3 separate regions of the Homo sapiens genome follow, and regions 2 and 3 are each linked to region 1. A link is a loop called in an ENCODE intact Hi-C map of the cell type or tissue named here. Cell type or tissue: heart left ventricle. All regions are shown on one strand.

Region 1 (8,000 bases):
TTGTGCAACCCTCTGTAGCGAATCAGGGGCATCTTTAAACTAGTAAGGATACAAGTAGAGGAGATGTCATTATTCCTGGTTTCACAGCTGAGTATGTTGAGGCTTAAAGAGATTCAGTAACTTGCACAGGCTGGCACACCTGGTAAGTCCTTTGTCAAAACTCACATTTCTAGAAAGACTGTTGAGTACTGTGTGGGAAAGGACCTTCTTAAATCTCACATAAGAGACCATGTCAACACTCCACCCATATTGCGGTCGTTCCCTTTACCATTCCCACCCCAACAGGCAGCATTTGTGTCTTTATCTGAGGGCTGCCCGCAGCCTGCTGGAGTTCACTCTGCCTGTGCTTATGGAGGGCTGGAAATGCCTGGAATTTACAGCCCTCTAGGGATGCACTTGACCAAGGATGACAATGCAGGGGTACATGCTCCAGCCTCACCCTGACCAAGATACTCTGGGGTGTGACCTGCACTGTCGCCAGGGTTCCCTGCAAGATGTAGCCAAGGGGAAGCCTTCAGGGCACTTTGCCTGACACTGCACCCTTGCATGGCCTCCTCCTAGCTGGTCACACCCACCCTCCCACTCCCCTACTGGTTTTCTTTCCTAATCAACCACTTTTCTTTTAGTGCTTGCCTTGGGGATAGAAACCTACCCTAAGATATTTAGAGTCCATCTCACTTCTTTTTCTAAGTGAGGAAGCTGATGGGCAGAGAGGAAGGGACTTGCTGGAGGTCACAGAGGAGAAGGGGGCTAGAGCCCAGGTCCCTCAGTGTCATCCACTGCTGCTCTGACAGCGGACGCCTACTGCAATAACTAAAGAAGAAGTCAGGATTCTGACTGGAGTCAAACTGACTGAATACCCAACCAGCCCTTACCTGGACTCCTGAAGCTCTGATACGTACCCATCGTACTGTAAGAACAGGCAGACGTTCAACTAACATATATTTATTGAGCATGTTTTGGTGCCAGGTAGTGTTCTGGGTGCTGGAGAATCAAGGTGAACAGATGGTTCATGTCCCTGCCTATCATTAAGGAGAGAGGGAGAGAGAGACACCATGATATGAGGGAGTGATAAATGCTAAGAAGAAAAATAAACAGGGATCAGGGGTTTGACAGTGACACGGGATGCTGTGTTATATAGGGGGTCAGGGATAGCGCTCTGAGGAGTTGACACAAGAAGATGAGATAAAATGAAAGTGAATGTTTCTCTCTAGGTTCCCCCTCTGGCAGTAGGACAGTGTGGCGTCTGGTTGGCACTCAGTGGCCATCATCGGTGGGCAGCTGGCTCTGCTTGGAGGGGCTTCCTCTGGGTCCATGCCTTGTGCAGTGTTGTCACAGAGCTTGGAGGACTGGCTGGCTCTTGCTGCAAGAGGGCAAGGGACACAGGCTAGCAGCAAGGGGGCTGTGGCTTGTGACTGTGTCCACAGAGCCTGTACCCACCCCCAACCCCAGAATGGTCTTCCAGTCCCCAAAGGACAGAATCGGAGTTGTCTTCAGCCATTTCAGACACGCCATTATCTTGAAAAGAAGGAGATCTGGAGTTATGCATCAGATATTCTCCCCAAGACTTCAGATAGCACATACGTGCCAAGTTTAAGGCAGAAATCTTCCCTTCTTAAACTGTAACTATCTGAAAACCCTGTGAGAGCTCAAAGCTTGAGACTGTAGGTTTTGCAGTCAGGCAAATATTGGCCCTGCCCCAATGCTATGTGCTCTAGGGTTCCTCACAGGCCCTCTCTAAACTCAGACCTGAAAGATGATGCCAGTCTGAAGGAACAGATAGCCAGGGCAAAGCCCCTAGCAAAGAAACATGCTCAGGTTTTCAGGGACCATTTGTGAAAGGGGTAATTAAGGTGCTCCCTCCTCGGCCTGCTCTGATGTCATTGTGACCAGCTGTACCTCCTGCTTCCCCTGCAGCCACCCATGGCCCCACACATGGCTTGCCGCATCTGGAGGTCATGCAGCAAGCCCAGTGCTTCTTGGGAGAGACGCACCTGGCCCTACCCCAGGGGCTGTGTCACCTCCCAGGCAAGGCTCTCTCTCCCACAACCAAGACACGGTGTTCCCTACTCTGCTTTAACTCCCACTGTGACTGGTTTTGTCGGGGGAGAGAGGATGCTTTACAAAATACTTATCTTTATGCTTTGATTTTACAGCAGCAAAGAAAGTCACCTTTGGGCTCATCTTCCAAAGACAACCTTCCAAATTCTTGAGTGTATTTCATTATTGCCTTTTTTATAATAAATATTTTTCCATGGTTGAGAAATCACATTTTTTCCTCTTCCTACCAATTCATTTATTTTCTTGGCCTGCCACTTCCCATAAAAGGTGCAACATATGGTAGAGGAATTTTCCTCCACCTGGGGTTTTGGAAATAATTCAGAATGGTTCTTTGGCTTTTGCTGGCTAGAAGAATGTGTGTTTTCTTTTATGAAATCTGCTACTTAGAATCAAGGGTCATAAAACCGAATATAATCTGGGAAGACAGATTAATTTTTGTTATAGTAAAAACTGCTTCTCACAAAGGAATGCTGAAACATGGACACATGCGCTTCCGGAACCCAAAATGTTCACAGTAATTATGTCACGGTGCCTTTTCTTCCTTTTTTCCTTATTTGTATTTTTTCAGTCTTTTTTTTTTTTTTTTTTTGACGGAGTCTCGAACTGTTGCCCGGGCTGGAGTGCAAAAGCACGATCTCAGCTCACTGCAAACTCTGCCTCCCGGGTTCAAGCACTTCTCCTGCTTCAGCCTCCCAAGTAGCTGGGATTACAGGCACCCACCACCATGCTCATTTTTTGTATTTTTTTTTTTTTTTTTAGTAGAGATGGGGTTTCACTATGTTGGCCAGGCTGGTCTCGAACTCCTGACCACATGATCTGCCCTCCTTGGCCTCTCAAAGTGCTGGGAATACAGGCGTGAGCCACTGCCTCCGGCCCAGTCTTTCTACAAAACATGTCATACTTGTATAATAAAAATATTTTTAAAATTCACTAAAATAAGGGGGGAAAACAAATAAAAGGCAAATCCAGTTAAGTGTACTATATCTGGTATGTTACAGGATGATAATAGATGTTTCGTGAAGAACTAGTCCAGTGATGAAATAAGTTGGGAAACATTGAGTTAAACAAAGCTAATTGGATTTATTCCCTGCAGGACTTCTCAGAGCCTTTAATATCCTGGTGGGCCTTATGATCTTTAAGAGGGTGCTATACCTAGTGATGTTACCAGGCTTATCTCATCTCTGAATCCCCATTCTGAGGAATATCTCTCCAGACTGATTATCTGTGGAACACTCTGGAAAACCCTGTTGCCAAGCTCTGACCATGTGCAGAATCAGGGAAATGCTCAGGTCTCATTAGGCCAAGTTCTAATATGATCTGCAGAGTTGAATGAAGCCTTGTTAGGTTGGGAAATTTGAGACCACATCAGCTATTAAATGAGAAACACTGCTGAGATCTCACTGGCAAATTAAGACATGTGGCCAGGTCAATTATGGATTTTCCAATTACAAGATTTGGAAAGGTAGAAAGACATTCCTGGGCATTTGGTTAGTAGGATCACTGAGCTTTTGGTTCAGCACGGATGATAAGACTTGGATAAACAGAGGGAATTCCCTGAACCCCAAGGGAATGAAATATTGTGTTAGCTTATTTTGTGTTGTTATAAAGGAATACCTGAGACTGGGTAATTTATAAAGAAAAGAAGTTTATTTGACTCACAGTTCTGCAGACTGTACAAGAAGCATGGAGCCCACATCTGCTTGGTTTCTGATGAGGCGTCAAGAAGCTTTTAGTCATGGCAGGAGGGAAGGGAAGCCAGCATGTCACAGGGCGAGAGAGTGAGCAAGAGAGGGAGGAAGAGGTGCCAGCCTCCTTTAAATAGCCAGCTCTCCTGTGAACTAAGATTGAGAACTCATTCATTACCATGGGGAGGGCACCAAGCCATTCATCAGGGATCTGCCCCCTTGACCCCAACACCTTCCACTAGGCCCCACCTCTAACACTGCGGATTACATTTCAACATGAGATTTGGAGGGGACAAACATCCAAACCATATTAAATATACTTGCAAATAAAACAGTCCAAAGAAGCATAAAAGGGATAATGGAGAGTGGGATCAGTGGACAGATCAGGGCTCCCTATATGCACTCAAGCCTCACCAGCACAAGGGCTGGGCCTCCAACTGCCAAATCTGCATCTCTTTGCCTGAGGGCTCCCTCTGGCCATTGGAGCCCGCAATGAGCAGCAGGCCAGAAATGCATAAGCACTGATGTGCGGCAGCTTGAAACCAGTGACTGGTGGGAACTGGCGAACAAACACCCCAGAGCATCCCACCTTGTAGGCAGGATGGTCCTGATGTGCACTGGCTGCAATGGCTCCCGGAATTCCTCAAAGGCTAAATCTCCAGATGCCCATAGTGGCCCCTGGTTTGATAACACACCGTTGGTTGCCTGCCTTCCTGTCTCTGTCTTACTTTCCCTAGGAAACAAGGTAAGTTCTGCAGGAGTTTCTACTCTGGCTAGAAAGCCTGATTTCCTGGGTTTTCATGATTCTTCAAGGCGAGATTTGTACCACTGCAGTGAGTTAAGAACAGTTTCATTTTATTTCTGACAGAGGGCAGCATTTCGTTTTCTTTCACAGAGAGATGTATTCCTGGGCTTGCAAATGACTCTAGCTCAAAATAAAGAAAAACAAATTGAAATAAGGATTTTAATCACTGTGAAGGGAATGAAAGGCTGTGTCAGCGTTTCCATGGTAAGTGCCGTCTTTCAGGGATTTATCATCCCAGCTGTAAAAATATGCTTTATGCTAGGATTTGGCAAGAGCAACCCTCAGTCACTTAAAACCTATATATTATTAAAGATTCTACTTTCAGTCAAGTCAGAAACGTGACTCTGTATAAATGCCACAGAATGCTCCTCTGACCCTTGTGACTGCCAACTGCTGCCTGCCACATTCCCTGCCAAACCAGCTCAGCACTGAGAAGTGGCAAAGGCACAGCAGCTGGACCTCCCCAGAGGATGCTTTGCGTTCTGGAAATGGTTCCGCTGAGGAAGAGGGCCTGGTTCTTTGTGGAGGCTAAGTGCGGCCTTTTGGGGTCTCCTGCCTAGGGGTCTGTAGGTGGCTGTTCTCTGAGCACTGGCTCACTTGCTCCCTCTCCCGCATCCCAGGTCCCAGGGCTACTCAAGGGGAAGGGGATGTGTCAGCACAGCCACACATCACCCTTGGCCCCTTGGCTCGGGATGCCGAAGCCACTGCAGACAGCATAAGTGGAAGAAACTCAGGTTGAGCTGACAGGAAGTGTTAGACTTGTGCTGATTTTACCTGGCAACCCGAACTCCCGTGGTGTGAGGGGAAGAAAGGCAGCTAGGTCAAGTTAGCAGCCAAAAGAGAAAGCAAAACAGGGCTCAGTCTGAATTTTTATGTCACATCACATAAAAGCCACCTCTGCTTGGCTTTAAATAAGACCAAATTTGCAGAAACTGGTATGTCCTTTATTCGAAATAGGGTTGTGGAGGTGGGGCGGGGGGCTCTTTATGATAAGAGCAGAATGTCACTTTTTACGACCCAAGATGAATCCTTAGTGTGGTGCCAGTGGTGTTTATCAGGTCTTAGGCATTAGCAATTTAATCTTTCCCCTAACACAGCAAGTGGTGCATACTCTGATTTCCATTTTCAAAATGAACAAATCGACACCCAGAGCTTAAGGAATTCACCCTTATGAAGGTCTCATGGAGAGTCAATAAGGAGCAGGCACTTAAAGGCATATCTTTCTGACTCTAAGTCATGGGGCTCCATATATTGCACTTGGGAGCAGGCACAAATTCTTCTCCCAGGAAACAGTGCAGGAGCAGGGTTCCAGGGTTCCACCAGCCCATCTCCTCACCCATCCCCAGGTGGTGGGCATCCTGGCACAGTGCTCAGTGTGCCCCAGCCCTAGCAGATTTCCTGCTGTTGAGATAGACAATGGCTGCAGAGGGCAGGGCTAGGAGCAGTGGCTAAACTCTAAAGCGTTTTGATTGCTAACATTTTTTGAGTGGTTACTGTCTATCAGTCACAGTTGGAAGCACTGTATATCTGTTACCTCTCTTAGAACCACTCCCAGCAACTGTCTGAGGTAGGTAATAGCATTGTCCCCATTTTATAGGTGAGGAAACTGAGGAGCAGAGAGCTTAAATAACTTGCCCAAGGTCACATAGCCAGTAGAAAGTGGAGGTGGGATTCAAGCTCAGGCAGCTTGACTCCCCAGACCAAACTGAGGACTGGTGTCCTGTGTGGGTAGCAGGAGGTGAGGGTTGAGGAGGGTGCACTTCACCAACCTCTGAATATTCACGCAGGGGCTAGGTGTTCATTGGTAACCCAATCATAAGTGGCTGGGCTGGACAGGACTTCAAGCCAGCCAGTCCCGCCTCTCATCTTCCTGTTGACCGTGTTGATTCTGTAAGAGGCAAGGGCTGCCCGAGGGTATCCTCCTGTTCTCTAGGATGCGACACTCTAGGCAGAGCCAGAGTGGGATCCTGAGTCTCCTGGGCCCCCTGTTCCTGCAGGAGACACGATCTTGTGATGGAGTCTCCCATGAGCAGGGTAAGGCAAGTTCCTCCTGTACTTTGTCCCCATGGTGACTCAGGTGAGATGGCCCCTGAAAAGCTGTGACTGGGAGAGTTACATTCAAAGTCTGGGCAGGGCTCCTGCAGGCTATCCTGCACCCCTCGGACAAGCCAGGTTGACTTCCCTCCTCCATCTCTCAGTCTGGAGAAGGAAAGAGATAACAAATAGCTGGGGGTGAGATGGACGTAATTAGCGGTTCTAGAGTGCATCATAAAGCAGAAAAACCGATTCCTGTTAGGCTGGGAGTGCCGTCTGTGCTACCCCAGGAAAATGGGATCACACAAGCAATTGTACAAGGCAATAACACCCCTGATGCTGAAGCTGTAACATCTGTTACACCAAGACATTTTGGTTATGACTTCATCATGCATTTCTGAGTTGGTCTGAGACAGTTTTTCATTGGCACTTAGATATATTGGTTTATAAGGCAATAGTGGAATTGAACCTTTCAAAGAGTTCAGGCTCTTCATGGGGGATGTGGTGGGGGAGAATGAGGGAGATGGGAGGAGACAGGAATAGAGAAAAGCTATAATATAAACAAAAGAAGAGCAAATAGTGGCAAATATTGGAAAAGATATTTATTCTCACTAGTAATCAAGGACATGATAATTCAAACAAAAAATGATTCTTTTGCATATCAGACCAGCAAAGACGTAAAAGAATGATCAAACCCAATTCTGGAAAGGAGTTGAGCGTGTTATTGAAGGGACCACACTGTTATTACATTGCTGGGGTATAAAAATTTCAAGCATTATCTCCTTGATCCAGCATGAAAAATTTATTTAAGAGTAATCAGACAAATGCTTAAAGGACATGTGTACAAGAATGTCTACAGTGGTATTGTTAGACTAACAAAAAAGGATAAACTGCTGAATGTAAATTAATAGAGGACCAGAATGGCAGAGTGAGAACCTTCATAAATCTGTTTCTTCATAAAAGCAATGAAAACACTGGCAAAAAATTGTTAAAATTAACTTTTTCTTAACTCCAAAAATCAACCAAAAGCTTGCAACAATACAAGTTTACTTAAGAAGAACTACTGAACCTCCATAAGAGTAGCAATTTATGGCTTTACTTTGTTTTACTTTTTTAAAGACAGGGTCTCACTCTGTCACCCAGGCTGAAGGGCAGTGGTGCAATCATGGCTCACTGTAACCTCAAACTCCTAGGCTCAAGCAATCCCCCCACCTCAGCCTCCCAGGGAGCTGGGACTACAGGCCCATGCCACCACACTTGACTAATTTTTTTAATTTAATTTTGTTTTTATAGAGATGAGGTCTTGCTATATTGCCCAGGTTGGTCAGTTTATGGCTTTGCGACCTGACCTACTCCCAACAATCACTGCCTAGCTCTACTGTAACTACAAAAACTGGCAGCCTTGGAGCTACCAG
Region 2 (8,000 bases), 220 kb after region 1:
CCCAGGCTTCAGCATGGAGTGGACGCACCCATCTAGATGGTTCCTCCAGGCTGTGGGGCTCAGGTCCATGGGTCTGGGCATCAGTCCTATGCTTCCTAGGGTTCCCTGTGCCAGGTTCATGCCAATCTTGGCTACTTAACTCCCCATTTCCTGCATTTCTAATTGCTCTTGTACAGCAAAACCTCTTTTTAACCTCCTTTGTTGATATAACTTTTAATGTCTGTTATATTACCTGTGTGTAATTTAAATTCATAGTGCCCAACACTTACATCACATTGCACGCCAGGCACTGTTCTAAACACTATGCACATTTGATTTACTCCTCATAACCACCCTATGAGAGACATACCATTATGATTTTAAAGAAAAAACAGAGGCACATAAAGGTTGAGAAACTTGCACCAGGTTATAGCAGGTTTGAGCCCAGGCCGTCTGGCTCCAGAGCTGGCTCCTAACCTACAGGCTGCCCGGCCCCTACCCTGATGTTGGATCTAGACGTTTCATTTTTGTACTATAATAATATCACCCAACTATCCACTGGGGTCACCTGTGCTTTGAGATTCAGATTCAACTGGATCACACTTCTAATCCATGAGATCTTGCGAGTATCTCTGAATTATTGGTGTGGATCCAATTTTGTCTTGTCACACCTGGCTCAGATTTTCTGCTTCTGCTAAATCTCTGAAACCATGGCAGCCTGGCTCCAGATACACCAGGTTAACCCTATCTTGATCTGTATGCACACATTTTAGCAAGATATTAAAGAGTGCTTAAAACTTTAAGAACTGGCCGGGCGCGGTGGCTCACACCTGTAATCCCAGCACTTTGGGAGGCCGAGGTGGACACATGACTTGAAGTCAGGAGTTCAAGACCAGCCTAGCCAACATAGTGAAACTCCGTCTCTACTAAAAATACAAAAATTAGCTGGGCGTGGCGGCAGGCACCTGTAATCCCAGCTACTCAGGAGGCTGAGGCAGGAGAACCACATGAACCCGGGAGGCGGAGGGTGCAGTGAGCCGAGATTGCGCCACTACACTCCAGCCTGGGTGACAGAGTGAAACTCTGTCTCAAAAAAAAAACAAACAACAAAAAACTTTAAGAATCATTTTTTTGGGTGGGCGCAGTGGCTCATGCTGGTAATCCCAGCACTTTGGGAGGCCAAGGCAGGTGGATCACCTGAGGTCAGGAGTTTGAGACCAGCCTGGCCAACATGGTGAAACCCTGTCTCTACTAAAAATACAAAAAAAATAGACAGGCGTGGTGGCGGGCGCCTGTAATCCCAGCTACTCGGGAGGCTAGTGTAGGAGAATCGCTTGAACCCGAGAGGTGGAGGTGGCAGTGAGCCGAGAATGCACCATTGCACTCCAGCTTGGGTGACAAGAGGGAAACTCTGTCTCAGAAAAAGAGAATCAAGTTTTAAAAAATATCCAGAAGTCCTTGATGATTTTTTTTTTTAAAGAAAGGCTTCCAAAGGGAACAAGAATAAGAAAATGTGGAAACCACAGTGAGACAGTTGGCAAAATCACAAACGCTAGAGCAGCTGAAACTCAGATGCGGAGACACTTCCTTTAAACACAAATGATTTAGACCAGGTCTCCTACTCTCCTAGCTAAAAGAGGCAGGTGAATCCTTGAAGTCACAACTTCCTCAGAATCCTCAGGCAGGACTCCCTGGACTCCAGAGTCAGAGAGAGCAACAGGACAGTTTATTCCCCCCTTGTCCATGGCAAGCCACAGGAGCCTGGGGGAGAAGGTGTCTTCCTAGAACAGAAGCTCCTTGGGGGATGAATTTAATGCCATATAATATTTTTTGTTTGTTCATTTTTGTTTGTTTTTACAACTTTGTCACATTCAATATTTTTAATAAGTAAAAAACAGGCATGTGCTTTAAATATTATCCAACTTATTACCAACTGCACCCCATTAAAAGGTGTGACCTGGAGGAAAGAGAATGGAAGGAGCCCCTTGGTGGTTCATTGCTGTGTGTGCCCCAGATGTGTTCTGATGGCCTCTTGTCACCAACTGGCTGGTGATGGAGAGCTGCTGAAGAGCACCTCCAACAAAGAGCATGGCAAGAACCAGAAACCTCGATCCGCAAGGGACTGCAGTTTACTAAACACATAAAAGGGAGCAGAAACATTAATAAATTATTCAGGAACAAGAAAGGTTAAAATAAGCCATATCTCCTCCACTGGATGAAGAGAAAAAGCTAGTAACAGATGTTGCTTAAAAGGCTGAATTGAATGGACGGTTTTTTGAAACATCCTGATATGAGCATGGAGAACAGTGGGCTGGGGGTGTCCTGGGGACATCAACCAAGGGGACTAGAGCAGTGGCCTGAGGCTGAGACAGGGGCAGTATTTTGACACTTGTAAAGTAGAGGTATAATTATAAATAAAAAGAATCAAAGTCCCTAACATCAAAAGCAAACTATGACTAATCTTAAAGAAGTAATATAATTATATACGAAAGCTACAATTACTTCTGGAATGACCATCAACTATGTGTGTTATGGCAACATAGGTAAGAGGGCAACAAAGTGAGGAAGACATGGGAATGATGTTCCCAGATGGGAGGACCAAAAAGACAATGAAGGTGACACCAATTCTGAGAAAGGGGGAAATTTTCATATTTTTGCAAATAATAATGTAAAAATAACATGTAATCAGTTTGCCTCCAAATCACAGGGCAAAGAATGAAGTTTCTTTTTAAAATGACTTTGGCATGGCTCCTTTCTAGTTTCACTGTAACTAGATCTACAGGTGTGATGTTATTTTGCAAACAGAAATGCGAAGAGGAGATCTTCCACCCAGGTTCTGCTGTAATATGGCAGTGAGCTGTTTCAGATGCCAGCGAGGTCTACAATCTTCTTGTGTATTATCCTCAGCCCCATGATACTGACACATTCAGTGATGTTACTAGGACATTGTCCCAATTGTTCAGGTCATCTAGATGACCAAGAGCATCTGGTCTGGAGGAGACATTTCCTGGACAAGACTTACATAGCATGACTTCTTTTTTAAAACAATATTTAAATTACTTTTTTTTTGAGACAGGGTTTCACTCTGTCACCTAGGCTGGAGTGGAGTGCAGTGGCACAATCACAGCTCACTGCAGCCTGGACCTTCCGGGATCAGGTGATCCTCCCACCTCAGCCTTCTGAGTAGCTGGGAGGCTGGAGTGTGCCACTACACCCAGCTAATTTTTTGCATATTTTGTAGAGATGGGGTTTCACCATGTTGCCCAGGCTTGTCTTGAACTCCTGGTTCAAGTGATCTGCCTGCCTCGGCCTTCCAAAGCACTGGGATTACAGGTGTGAGCCCCCGCACAGGGCCCACAGCATCACTTCTTCAGGAAGGCTCTCCCTCCTCCTTGCCTGGGAGGAAGGGTGCCAAGTCCTTCAGGAATAACTACTTTCTGGTCTGGAAGCCCTTGGAGCCAAGGAGGGCGGCAGCATTGTTCTTTCACAAGCCAGAGAACCCCCTATGTTGTCATACAGGTCACCTGGGGCCCTTGGGAGATAAGACCCAGAGAGGTCTGTGACCATCCAAGGCCAAGATGACCATCTAGCCAGCCCTCATCTTTGATCTGAGGTTCCATGTTGATAGCTAGAGAGCCAGGGCTCAGGTTCAGGCCAGAAGAGGAGGCGTGGCCAGGCCAGTGGACACCAAGCACAAGTGGCTGTTCCAAAGAAACCCCCGCAGGCTCCTTCAGTGAAAGCCATGGCTAGGTGACATTTACAGATCCAGGAATTGAAGCCTTGACAGTTTGGTTAGATCAAGGAATGACACAAAAGTTTAAAAGCCCAAAGAATAGGAATAAACACTCTAGAAATCAAAGAGTCTCTAAAAGGACCCTGAACTGGGGTGGCACAGTGGTGGCCATCTGAGAAAAGATGCCTTGGTGATCAGAGGTAATCCAGTGTCCAGCCTCCCACTGCAGTCCCGACTCATGGAGTATGAGGGGACACAATTTCACTGTCGCATGAGAAAGAAACTCAGTTTAGAAAGTTAAAGGATGAAGTAAGAGCCTACTAAATGAAATGCAGGAGACAGTCCACTGCCCACATCAGTTTCAACACAACTTAGTAAATATTACTCTTAACTATAAAGGGAGAACAACCTTTAATCTAAGAAAACACTGCCAGTGGCCACAAGGAAAGTGAAAGTGGGATGAGTAGGAGCAGCTGCCAAAGGGTGAGCTCCTTCTCTGCCCAGAAAAGCTCTGCACCCACTTTCTGCACACCTAGGAAGGTAAAGGAGGCACCCAGGCATCAAAGGACCCCTGGTGGTGGCAGAGGGGATTGGTTCCATTCTTAAGAAACACTAAGGCCATCACCAAGGTGAAAACAGATCCTTATGAAATGCAGCCACAACTGCAGACCGCAGAGAAAGTATAAATGTTTCCCATCACCTTTACAATCTTTCCCAGGGCAGTTTTCCCCACATCTGAACACTGTATGGCCCTTTGATAAATGCAAATATCTATATCTTCTATAATGTCATTTAAAATTTCAATATTACTATTATGAGTAAAACAAAATTGATAATTACAACATTATGATTTTTAAAACTCTATATCCCCTCACTGTACAAGAGATTACCATGTACCCTTCCCCCCAGAGCAGGGCCCTGTTCCTGGCCAGTTGAGAAGGGCTACCCCTGGGTGATGACGGCTGTGAGTCATCAGAATTGCAGGCACTAGGCACCCCTTCTATAGAGCCTGGGTAAAGCTGGAGCCAGGGATGGTTGACTTGACTATGCTTGATTTTTGTGTAGGAACAACACAGTAAGTGTTAGGCAGGGATTCTAGCCTTTATTCACTTGACATCATTTTCCCTCAGAAAAGTTAATTTTTACTCATTCCCACCTAGAAACCTCAACAAGCAGGATTAATTACTGCTTCTTCCCAACACCTTTCATTTCACTTTAATTTTCCATTACCTATATCCCTTCCTGAGTGGCAGTCCCTGTAACCAATACTGATCACTAAATACAGGTTGATGAAAACATCATTGAACATTCCTCACTGCTATGCTACAGGATCCTGAGCACACACGGCAGCCAGTCAATATTTTCGCAAATCTAGAACTCAAGTGACACAATGCTGTCCCAGTTGGTGACAAAAGGCCATCAAAACACATCTTGGGATACATACAGCACTGAACTACCAACAGACTGTCTTTCTTTTTCCTCCAGGTTACATATTTTAGTCGGGTACTGTTAGTAATTAATTGGATAATATTTAAAGCATATGTTTTTTATTAAAAATATTGAATGTGCTTTTGCAATTGGAGAACTTAGAAGAAGTGAGGAGTGAGCCCTGAACCTGAAAATGGCAAATAGAAGGAAGGACTAACTTGCAGCTTCCACTCAGGCAAACAGAGCAGTGTGTGGAGGCCCACATCGTGAACTTTTGCTCCAAGAACTACTGCAGGAACATACCAGGAAAGCCAAGAGAATCCACAGACCCTTTAAAGGAGATGGACTGCCTCCAGGCTCTGTGGGACAGCCAGGAACTGTGAGTCTGCTTGCTTTCTCAGCTGGGAGGCATGTAGCCTAGAGAAAGTTCTCAGCCCTGGAAATAAACTCAGCGCTGTTGTGGGGGCACGGTGGGAGGGAGACTGGCCTTTTGGGCTGTGGGCTGCATAGGAGCTGGGTGAGGGCTGTGGCTGCCAGCTTTCCCCAACTTCCCTGATGACCTGTGTGATACAGCAGAGGCAAGGTTGTTTAACACCCCCAAAAGATCACACTAGCTCACCAGCAATGGATCCAAACCAAGATCAAATCTCTGAATTGCCAGAAAAAGAATTCAGAAGGTTGACTATTAAGCCAATCAAGGAGGCACCAGAGAAAGGCGAAGTCCAACTTAAATAAATAAAAAACAAAATGATGCAGGATATGAATGGAAAAATCTCCAGTGAAATAGATAGCATAAATAAAAAACCATCACAACTTCTGGAAATTAAGGATGCACTTAGAGAACTGCAAAATGCACTGGAAGTCTCAGCAACAGAATCGAACCAACAGAAGACAGAATTTCAGAGCTCAAAGACAAGGCTTTCAAATTAACCCCATCTGACAAAGAAAAAGAATTTAAAAAAATTAACAAAGCCTCCGAGAAGTTTGGGATTATGTTAAACAACCAAACCTAAGAATAATTGGTGTTCTCAAGGAAGAAGAGAAATCTAAAAGTTTGGAAAACATATTTGAGGGAATAATTGAGGAAAACTTCTCCAGCATTGCTAGAAATCTAACATCCAAATACAAGAAGCTCAAAGAACACCTGGGAAATACATCACAAAAAGATTATCACTTAGGGACATAGTCATCAGGCTATCTAAGGTCAAGATGAAGGAAAGAATCTTAAGAGCTGGGAGGCAAATACATCAGGTAACCTACAAAGGAACCTATCAGATTAACCTATCAGATTAACAGCAGATTTCTCATCAGAAACCCTACAAGCTAGAAGGGATTGGGGTCCTATCTTTAGCCTCCTTAAACAAAACAATTGGCCAAGAATTTTGTGTCTACCGAAACTAAGCTTCATAAATGAAGGAAAGATACAGTCTTTTTCAGACAAACAAATGCTGAGAGAATTCGCCACTACCAAGCCAGCACTATAAAAACTGCTAAAAGGAGCTCTAAATCTTGAAACAAATCCTCAAAATACACCAAAATAGAACCTCCTTAAAGTATAAATCTCACAGGACCTATAAAACACCACCACAATGAAAAAAACAAGGCATTCAGGCAACAAATAGCATGTTGAATAGAATAGTACCTCACATCTCAATACTAACTGTATTAATCCGTTCTCACGCTGCTATGAAGAAGTGCCCAAGACTGGATAATTTACAAAGAAAAGAGGTTTAATTAACTCACATTTACGCATGGCCCAGGAAACATACAATCATGGCGGAAGGGGAAGCAAATACGTCCTTCTTCACATGGTGGCAGGAGAGAGAAGCGCCGAGCAAAGGGGTACAAGCCCCTTATAAAACCATCAGATCTCATGAGAACTCACCCGCCACCATGAGAAGAACAGCATGAGGGTAACCGCCCCCATGATTAAAACAGCTCCCACTGGGCCCTCCCATGACACATGGGGATTATGGAAACTACAATTCAAGATGAGATCTGGGCCAGGACATGGTCAACCCATGTCACTAATGTTGAATGTAAATGGCCTAAATGCTTCACTTAAAAGATACAGAATGGCAGAAGGGAAAAGAATTCACCAACCAAGTATCTGCTGCTGCCTTCAGGAGACTCACCTGACACATAAGAACTCACATAAACTTAAGGTAAAGGGGTGGAAAAAGATATTCCATGAAAATGGACACCAAAAGCAAGCAGGAGTAGCCAGTCTTATATCAGACAAAACAAACTTTAAAACAACAACAGTTAAAAAGGACAAACAGGGACATGATATAATGATAAAAGAAATAGTCCAACCAGAAAATATCACAATCTTAAATATATATGCACCTAACACTAGAGCTCCCAAATTTATAAAACAATTACTCCTAGACCTAAGAAATGAAATAGACAGCAACACGATAATAGTGGGGGACTTCAATACTCCACTGACAGCACTAGACAGGTCATTAAGACAGAAAGTCAACAAAGAAACAACAGACTTAAACTATACCCTAGAACAAATGGACTTAACAGATATTTACAGAACATTCTACTCACAACTGCAGAATATACATTCTACTCATAAGCACATGGAACATTCTCCAAGATAGACCATACAACGGGCCACAAAACAAGTCTCAACAAATATAAGAAAATCGAAATTATGGCAAGTACTCTCTCAGACCACAGTGGAATAAAACTGGAAATCAACTCCAAAAGAAACCCTTGAAACCCTGCAAATACATGGAAATTAAATAGCCTGCTCCCAAATGATCATTGGGTCAACAATGAAATCAAGATGGAAATTAAAAAATTATTTGAACTGAATAATAGTGACACGACCTATCAAAACCTCTGG
Region 3 (8,000 bases), 110 kb after region 1:
ACTGCAGCCTCGACCTCCCAGGTTCAAGCAATCCTCCTGTCTCAGCCTCCCAAGTAACTGGGACTACAGGTGCACACCCCCACACCTGGCTAATTTTTTTAATACTTTGTAGAGATGGGGTCTTGCCATGTTGCCCAGGCTGGTCTCATACTCCTGAGCTCAAGCGATCTGCCTCTGCCTCCTAAAGTGCTGAGATTACAGGGGTGAGCCACCGCACCCAGCCTATTCTCTCATTTTTTGAGATAGGGTCTCACTCTGTCACCCAGGCTGGAGTGCAGAGGCACAATTACGGCTCACTGCAGCCTCAACCTCCCGTGCTCAATTGATCCTCCCAGTAGCTGAGCCTACAGGCACACATCACCATGCCTGGCTAATTTTTTTTTTTTTTTTGACATAGTCTTGCTCTGTCGCCCAGGCCAGAATGCGATAGTCTGATCTCAGCTCACTGCAACCTCTGTCTCCCGGGTTCAAGCAATTCTCCTGCCTCAGCACCCAGAGTAGCTAGGACTAAAGGTGCACAACACCACGTCGGGTTATTTTTTTTTGTATTTTTAGTAGAGACGAGGTTTCACCATATTGGCCAGGCTGGTCTCAAACTCCTGACCTCAAATGATCCGCCCACCTTGGCCTCCCAAAGTGCTGAGATTACAGGTGTGAGCCACCACATCAGGACTAATTTATGTATTTTTTTTGTAGAGTCAGGGTTTTGCCATGTTGTACAGGCTGATCTTGAACTCCTGAGAACAAGCAATTTGCCTGCTTGGACTCCCAAAATGCTGGGATTACAGGCTTGAGCCACTGCACCTGTCTTCTTTTTTAACTTAAGATTGAGGGGGTACATGTGCAGGTTTGTTACATGGGTATATTGCATGATGCTGAGGTTTGGGCTTCTAATGATCCCATCTCCCAAGTAGTGAACATAGTACCCAATAGGTAGTTTTTTTCAATCCTGGCTCCCCTCCCTCCATCCCCCTTTAGGAATCCTCAGTGTTCATTGTTCCTATCTTTGTGTCCATGTGTACCCAATAAACAATGTATTTTACTGAAAAGACTCTTAAGTCTCTTTTACTTTACAAGTCTTTCCCCTTCCACCTTCCCCCTTTTTATGCCATTCACATGAGGAGGGAGAGAAAGGAGTCATTTTTCCTGTAGAATATCTCACATGCTAAATTTATCTGATTGTTTCTTCTTGAAGTCATTTAGCTTGATCATCCATTTCTGGTAAACTGGATTCAATTCTTCTTAAAACAGTTTTTTGGCTAGAAAACTTAATAGGAGATGGTGTGTACCTTCTGATGTATCACATCCTAAGGGACATATCCGATTGTTCCATTTTTAGAGATGTAAAAATTGAGCAATGTGTTCAAGTGTTCTTAGCCTGATCCATCCATTATTAACAGTTCTCTGTCATCCTTTTACCTAATGGTTATTGATGGTCATTGACTAGATTCATTATTTCATTACATGCTGTGAAGTGGTGATTTTCTAGTTCTATCATTCCTTCTGTCTTTATTAGCTGGGATGCTTCCTTAAAGAACTTATCATCTCTTTGGTTACTCTGAAATACAGTTCATACAGGAAAGGCAGGAGAATTGCTTGACCTTTCCCTTTATGTATCCATTTTCAACAAATTTTAATTCATTGTAGGTTTTTTTAATGCTCAGATTATCCCCTCCTTGGCCAGTGGAAGGCCCTTCAACTTGGCTCCTGTGCTGTTTTGATCTGATCCCAATAGTCTCTGATACCTCCCGTGCTTTCAGGAACTAAAAGCATCCACAGTTTCTTTCTGAGGCATTAATTAGACTTGGAAAACCCTTGCTGTACTCCCTACCCCCACCCTTTTGCCTATCCATGACAAGTAATGGTTTATATTAGTTGTATCCATTAGGAATGCTTTCAGCTATAAGGAAGCATAATGAACAGAGTTCTCTATTTATTCACAGAACAAAACGTCTGAAGCAGGCAGCTGTTAGCATTAGTTCAGCCGCTCTTGATGTCCAGAGCCAGTGTGGCTGTGCTTCTCCCAGCCACTCCTTCATGGCTTCAACATGGCAGCTCCTATTCCAGGCATCATGCCCACCATCAGGGCAGGAGGACAGGGGAAGGCCAGAACCAGCTGCAGCTGTCCCTTTGTATGAGAAAAACAAAAGCTTTCCACAAACCCTTTCCCTTGCCCCACAGTTGAATTCCATCTGGATCTATTGGCTAGAACCAGATTCTATGGCCACCTCTATTTACAAAAAAGCATAGGAAAATGAGCAATTAGTTTTGCTGGTCTCTACAGTCCAGGCAAGGGAGTGGGGTTTGAGAGTGAATATAGGGCTACTGTTTCTGGGAGCCCTAATAATAAAACCAGGGTAAGGCAAGTAGATTCTGGGACCAAGACCAGATTCTGGTCTTGGTCCCAGAATCTACTTGCCTTACCCTGGTTTTGTTATTGTCAATGTTACATGTGTAACACTTCCTAATTTTGAAGCAGAGTAGAAAAGTTAAAGAGAATTGTGATCTGGAAATTAGTAAAGCTTTATTTTCAAGACCACCTAAGGAAGTAAGCATCAGCTGTTTTGACCTCCAGGCCCCAGTGCTTCAGCTCAGCTCTGTTCAGTTATTGGATGCCAAGTCCAATGGCTGGGTCTGCACTGTCCAGTGTCCCGTTTCCTCCTGTCTCTAAAGGGATGGATCAATCTCACCCTCATCAAAACACACACTTCATTTGAGCTACAGTGATTCCTCGTGATGGTGGAATACCTCATGGCCACAGTTTCACCAGAGGCTGTCCAGCCTTCACACTGTTTTGGTAAAGAGCAAGGCAAATGTTCAGCAGCACTCAGTACTGATGATAAAACACTAAGCTTATTCTGCACCAACTGATAAATGGCCACTGCCTGGAGCCCCCAAGTCCTTGGTTATCCCCGCTCCTCTTGGAAGTCCAGACAAGACCTCCTCTCAATCCAACAGCTAAGGGTGAAGGCCTGGCCTGGTGGGGACCCTAGGACTCTACTCTAGCCAGCACTAGGGCCATCTACTTTGTGTCCATCCATTTAGGGGTCATATGGCTCCAATTTTTAAAGTGTCTTGAATACTTTCCATGAGAAAGAAACCTTGTCACTATTCTTTCCTGTCATTTCTCTTGACCTTCCCTGTCTCAAGGACAAATGGGTAATTAATGATAACAAACTCAAGGAATGGAGGTGGATAATTTCATCACTGATAGTCTTGGTTTCTTCAAAGCTAATTCATAAATTTCTTATTAGAAAATTTGAGCTGCTCTGATACTGTTTTTTTTTTCCTTTAATATTCCTACTGCAAGTAAAAAAAGTCAGCCACAGAAGAACCCACTTGTATGATCCCATGTATATGAAGTTGAAGAAGAGGCAGCACTAATCTGTGTTGTAAGAAATCAGGTAGTGGTTACCCTGGTTGGGATACTCATGAGGAGGAAGCACAGAAGGCTTCTTGGGTGCTGGTTTTGCTCTTTTTTCATGATCTGAGTGTAGAGACTGATAGTCCATTAACCCAGTATCACCCTCCTCTTTTCTCCTTTCTATCAGAACGCTGATTTCCTTGTTGGAGCTGGGGTGGCATGTGATTGAGCTGAAAACTATATTTCCCCATCTTCTTTGGAAGTAGGGCTGGTCATCTGACACTCTTTTGGCCAATGAGATGAGATGCAAGTGAAAGTTCTTGATGGGACTTCCAGGAAATCTTCAGGTGGACAGGCTTTGTGGCCAGTGTCCTTCACCCTTCCCTAAGTACACTAAAGAATACATTGCCATCAGCCTTGGTCATCCCAAATGTCCATTTATGTGCTCATGTGTAAAAATCTCCCACGTGTTGCCTGTTCACTCATTCAACTAATACTGAGCACTTACTACCAGTTAGGTTGTGCTGATCAGGTGTTACGGATTCAGATGTTCCAAAGCCAGTGCATTAGTTCATTCTCACACTGCTACAAGAAATACTTGAGACTGGGAAATTTATAAAGAAAACAGGTTTCATTGGCTCATGGTTCTGCAGGCTGTACAGGAAGCATGATGGCTTCTGAGGAGGCCTCAGGAAACTTTCAATCATGGTGGAAGGCCCAGGGGAAGCAGGCATGTCTTACATGGCCGGAGCAGGAGGAAGAGAGACGGGGGAGGTGCTACACACTTTTAAACTGCCAGATCTCGTGTGAACTCTGTCAGGAGAACAGGACTATGGGGATGTGCTGAACCATTAGAAACCGCCCCCGTGATCCAATCACCTCCTACCAGGCCCCACCTCCAACTTTGGGGATTACAATTCGACATGAAATTTGGGTTTGGGTAGGGACACAAATCCAAACCATATCAGCCAGGCCTATAATTGGAGATGTAGGCCTGCAGTGAAGGACAAAAGCGGTGAACTGGAGGCCCTAGACCCTGGTAAACAAGGAGCACAGGGAGAGTGCTGCTCAGCTCTAGCAGATGTTAGAAATTCAAATCTCAAGTTGCAAGATCTTCCAATTTTTCAAGAGAAGCCAGAAATCTTGATTTTATTTTTCAAAATTAACTCTGCCAGGAGGTAGGACTTCTAGCTATGGCAGAGTCAAACTGGACAAAGTTGTCATATTAGTTTTCTATTGCTGCATAACAAATTACCACAAACAGCAGCTTCAATAACACACACTCATTACCTCATTTTCTGTAGGCCAAAATTCCAGGTAGACTCTACTGGGTCCTCTGCCTAGTGCTTCACAAGACTGAATTCAAAGTGTTGGCCAGACTGGTCTCTTATCTGGATGTTCTGAGAAAGAAATTGCTTCATTCAGGTTGTTGGAAGAATTCAATTTCTTGCAGCTATAGGACTGATGTCCTGTTTCCTGGCTGTTGGCTGGGAATCACTTAGCTTCTAGAAGCTGCACTCTGGTCCTTTGTATATGGCCCTCCATCTTCAAAGCCAGCCATGGAACATTTTTAATTCTTCTCATGCTTTGAATCTCTGACTTCCCCCTTCTTCCCACTAGCAGGAGAAATTCTCTGATTCTAAGGAGCTCACATGATTATATTAGGCCCATCAGATAATCTCCCTTTTCATATAAAATACAGGCGTACCTCATTTTATTGTGTTTCACTTGATTGCACTTCACAGACAATAGGTTTCTTACAAATTGAAGGTTTGTGGCAACCCATAATAGGTTTTTCATAAGTTGAAGGTTTGTGGCAACCCTGCATCTACCAACTCTATTGGCACCATTTTTCCAATAGCACGTGCTCACCTTGTGTCTCTGTGTCACATTTTCGTAATTCTCATGATGTTTCAAACTTTGCCATTATTACTTTATCTTTTATGGTGATCTATGGTCAGTGATCTTGATGTTACTATTGTAATTGTTTGGGGGCACCACACACAGTGCCTGTAGTAGACAGCAAACTTAATAAATGTGTGTCTTCTGACTGCTCTACCAACTAACCATTCCCCCATCTCTCTCCCTTTCCTCAGGCTTCCCTATTCCCTGAGAAAGAACGATACTGAAATTAGGCCAATTAATAACCCTACAGTGGTCTCCTAAGTGTTCAAGTGAAAGGAAGAGCGGCAATCTCTCACTTTAAATCAAAAGCTAGAAATGATTAAGCTTAGTGAGGAAGGCATATCAAGCTGAGACAGGCTGAAAGCTAGGCTTCTTGCACCTAACAGTTAGCCAAGTTGTGACTGCAAAGGAAAAGTTATTGAAGGAAATTAAAAGTGCTACTCCAGTGAATGCATGCATGATAAGAAACTGAAACAGCTTTATTGCTGATATGGTCAAAGTTTTAGTGGTCTGGATAGAAGATCAAACCAGCCACAATATTCCCTTAAGTCAAAGCCTAATTCAGAGCAAGGTCCTAACTCTCTTCAATTCTATGAAGGCCGAGACAGGTGAGGAAGCTGCAGAAGGAAGTTTGAAGCTACCAGAAGTTGGTTCATGAGGTTTTTTTTTTTTAAGCCATCTCCATAACAGTACAAGTGCTGATGGAGAAGCTACAGCAAGTTAGAAGATTTGGCAAAGATTATTGATGAAGCTGGTTACTTTAACAACAGATTTGCAATATAGAAGAGACAGCCTTTCATTGGAAGAAATTGCCATAGACATCATCCATTGTGCAACCCATGGATCAAGGAGTAATTTTTACTTTCAAGTCTTATTGTTTAAGAAGTATATTATGGAGCCTGGGCAATATAGGGAGACCTCATCAGCATGAAAAATAAAAATTAGCGGGGCATGGTGGCACATGCCTGTGGTCCCAGTTATTCAGGAGGCTGAGGCAGGAGGATCTCTTAAGTCTGGGAGGCCAAGGCTGCAGTGAGCCATGATCATGCCACTGCACTCCAGCCTGGTTGACAGAGCAAGACTCTGTCTCCCCTCAAAAAAGAAGAAGAAGGAGGAGGAGGAGGAGGAGAAGGAAGGAAGGAAGGAAGGAAGGAAGGAAGGAAGGAAAGAAAGAAAGAAAGAAAGAAAGAAAGAAAGAAAGAAAGAAAGAAAGAAAAAGAATATTTTGTAAGGCTATAGCTGCCATAGATAGTGATTTCTCTGGTGGAAATTGAAAACCTTCTAGAAAGGATTCACTATTTTAGATATCATTAAGAACATTCATATGGTCAAGCACAGTGGCTCATGCCTGTAATCCCAGCATTTTGGAGGCCAAGGAGGGAGGATCACATGAGCCCAGGAGTTTGAGACCAGCCTGGGCAACAGGGCAAGACCCCATCTCTACAAAAATTTTTTTAAAATTGCAAGATGTGGTGGCACGAGCCTGTGGTCCCAACTACTCGAGAGGCTAAGGCAAGAGGATCACTTGAGCCTAAGAGATCAAGGCTACAGTGAGCCTTGTTTGCACCAATGCACTCCAGCCTGGGTAACCAGAGCAAGACCCTGTACCAAAACAAAACAAAACAAAACAAAACAAAACAAGAAGAATATTCACGATTCATGGGAGGAGGTCAAAATATAGACATTAACAGGAGTTTGTGAGAAGTCGATTCCAACCCTCATGGATGACTTTGAGGGGTTAGAGACTTCAGTGGAGGAAGTCTCTTCAAATATGGTGGACACAGCCAGAGAATTAGAATCAGAAGTAGAGCCTGAAGAAGTGACTGAATTGCTATAATATCAAGATAAAACTTGAATGGATGAGGAGTTGCTTCTTATGGATGAGCAAAGAAGTGGTTTCTTAAAATGGAACCTACCCTGATGAAGATGCTGTTAATATTGTTGAAATGACAACAAAGGATTAGAATACAACATAAACTTAGTTAATAAAGCAGCAGCAGAGTCTGAGAGAATTGATTCCAATTTTGAAAGAAGTCCGACTGTGGGTATCACACACTCAAACGTCATCACCTGCTGCAGAGAATTCTTTCGTGAAAGCACGAGTCAACTGAAGAGACAAACTTCATTGTTGTCTTATTTTAAGAAATAGCCACAGCCACCCCAACCTTCAGCAACCACCAACCTGATCAGTAAGCAGCCATCAACATCGAGGCAAGACCCTCCATCAGCAAAAAGATTATAACTCACTGAAGGCTCAGATGATTGTTAGCAGTTTTTAGCATAAAGTGTTTTTAAATTAAGGTGTGTACATTTTTAAAGATATACACTTAATAGACTACAGTAGAGTGTAAACATAACTTCATATGCACTGGGAAACAAAAAAAGCTGTGTGACTCACTTTAATGAGGTGGTCTGGAACTGAACCTGCAATATCTGTGAGGTGTGCCAGTATTACATATCACAGGAGTGACATCTCATCATATATACAGGTTTCACCCAGACTCAGAGGGGTAGGGATTATACAAGGGCAAGGGTCATTGAGGTTCATTCTTAGAATTCTGCCTATCACAGTTTTCAAAAGCAATGATTTCTTTTTTGAAAATTTTTAAACATTTTAATTTTTGTAGAGATGGGATTTCACTATGTTGCCCAAGCTGATCTCAACCTCCTGGCCTCAAGTAATTCTCCCACCTCAGCCTTCCAAGTTGCATGGATTACAGCGTAAGCCACA

What was found. Peaks named below come from ENCODE experiments on the same cell type or tissue, not always from the same donor. Only the 100,000 strongest peaks of a DNase experiment are listed, where the experiment ranks them.
Region 2: a loop joins it to region 1, with 6 times the contacts of the local background. A loop is called at or near these places in 47 of 110 quality-filtered maps.
Region 3: it touches region 1 in a loop (2.4-fold over the local background); 40 of 110 quality-filtered maps call a loop at or near these places.

Annotation. Positions count from the first base shown.
Region 1 is chr3:43,157,676-43,165,675 of GRCh38, forward strand. No RefSeq gene overlaps it. Among named protein-coding and RNA genes, the nearest start is that of POMGNT2, 56 kb to the left of the region's middle. In heart left ventricle, a CTCF peak has its summit at 4,595; a DNase peak (open chromatin) is centred at 5,203; H3K4me3 peaks cover 713 bases; H3K27ac peaks cover 645 bases.
Region 2 is chr3:43,374,052-43,382,051 of GRCh38, forward strand. All of the region lies in intron 12 of ANO10 (anoctamin 10), which reads right to left. Among named protein-coding and RNA genes, the nearest start is that of SNRK-AS1, 26 kb to the left of the region's middle. RefSeq lists a silencer at 4,126-4,420. In heart left ventricle, a CTCF peak has its summit at 4,290; no DNase peak of the experiment used is centred here; H3K27ac peaks cover 1,040 bases.
Region 3 is chr3:43,271,574-43,279,573 of GRCh38, forward strand. No RefSeq gene overlaps it. Among named protein-coding and RNA genes, the nearest start is that of SNRK, 11 kb to the right of the region's middle. In heart left ventricle, no CTCF peak of the experiment used is centred here; no DNase peak of the experiment used is centred here.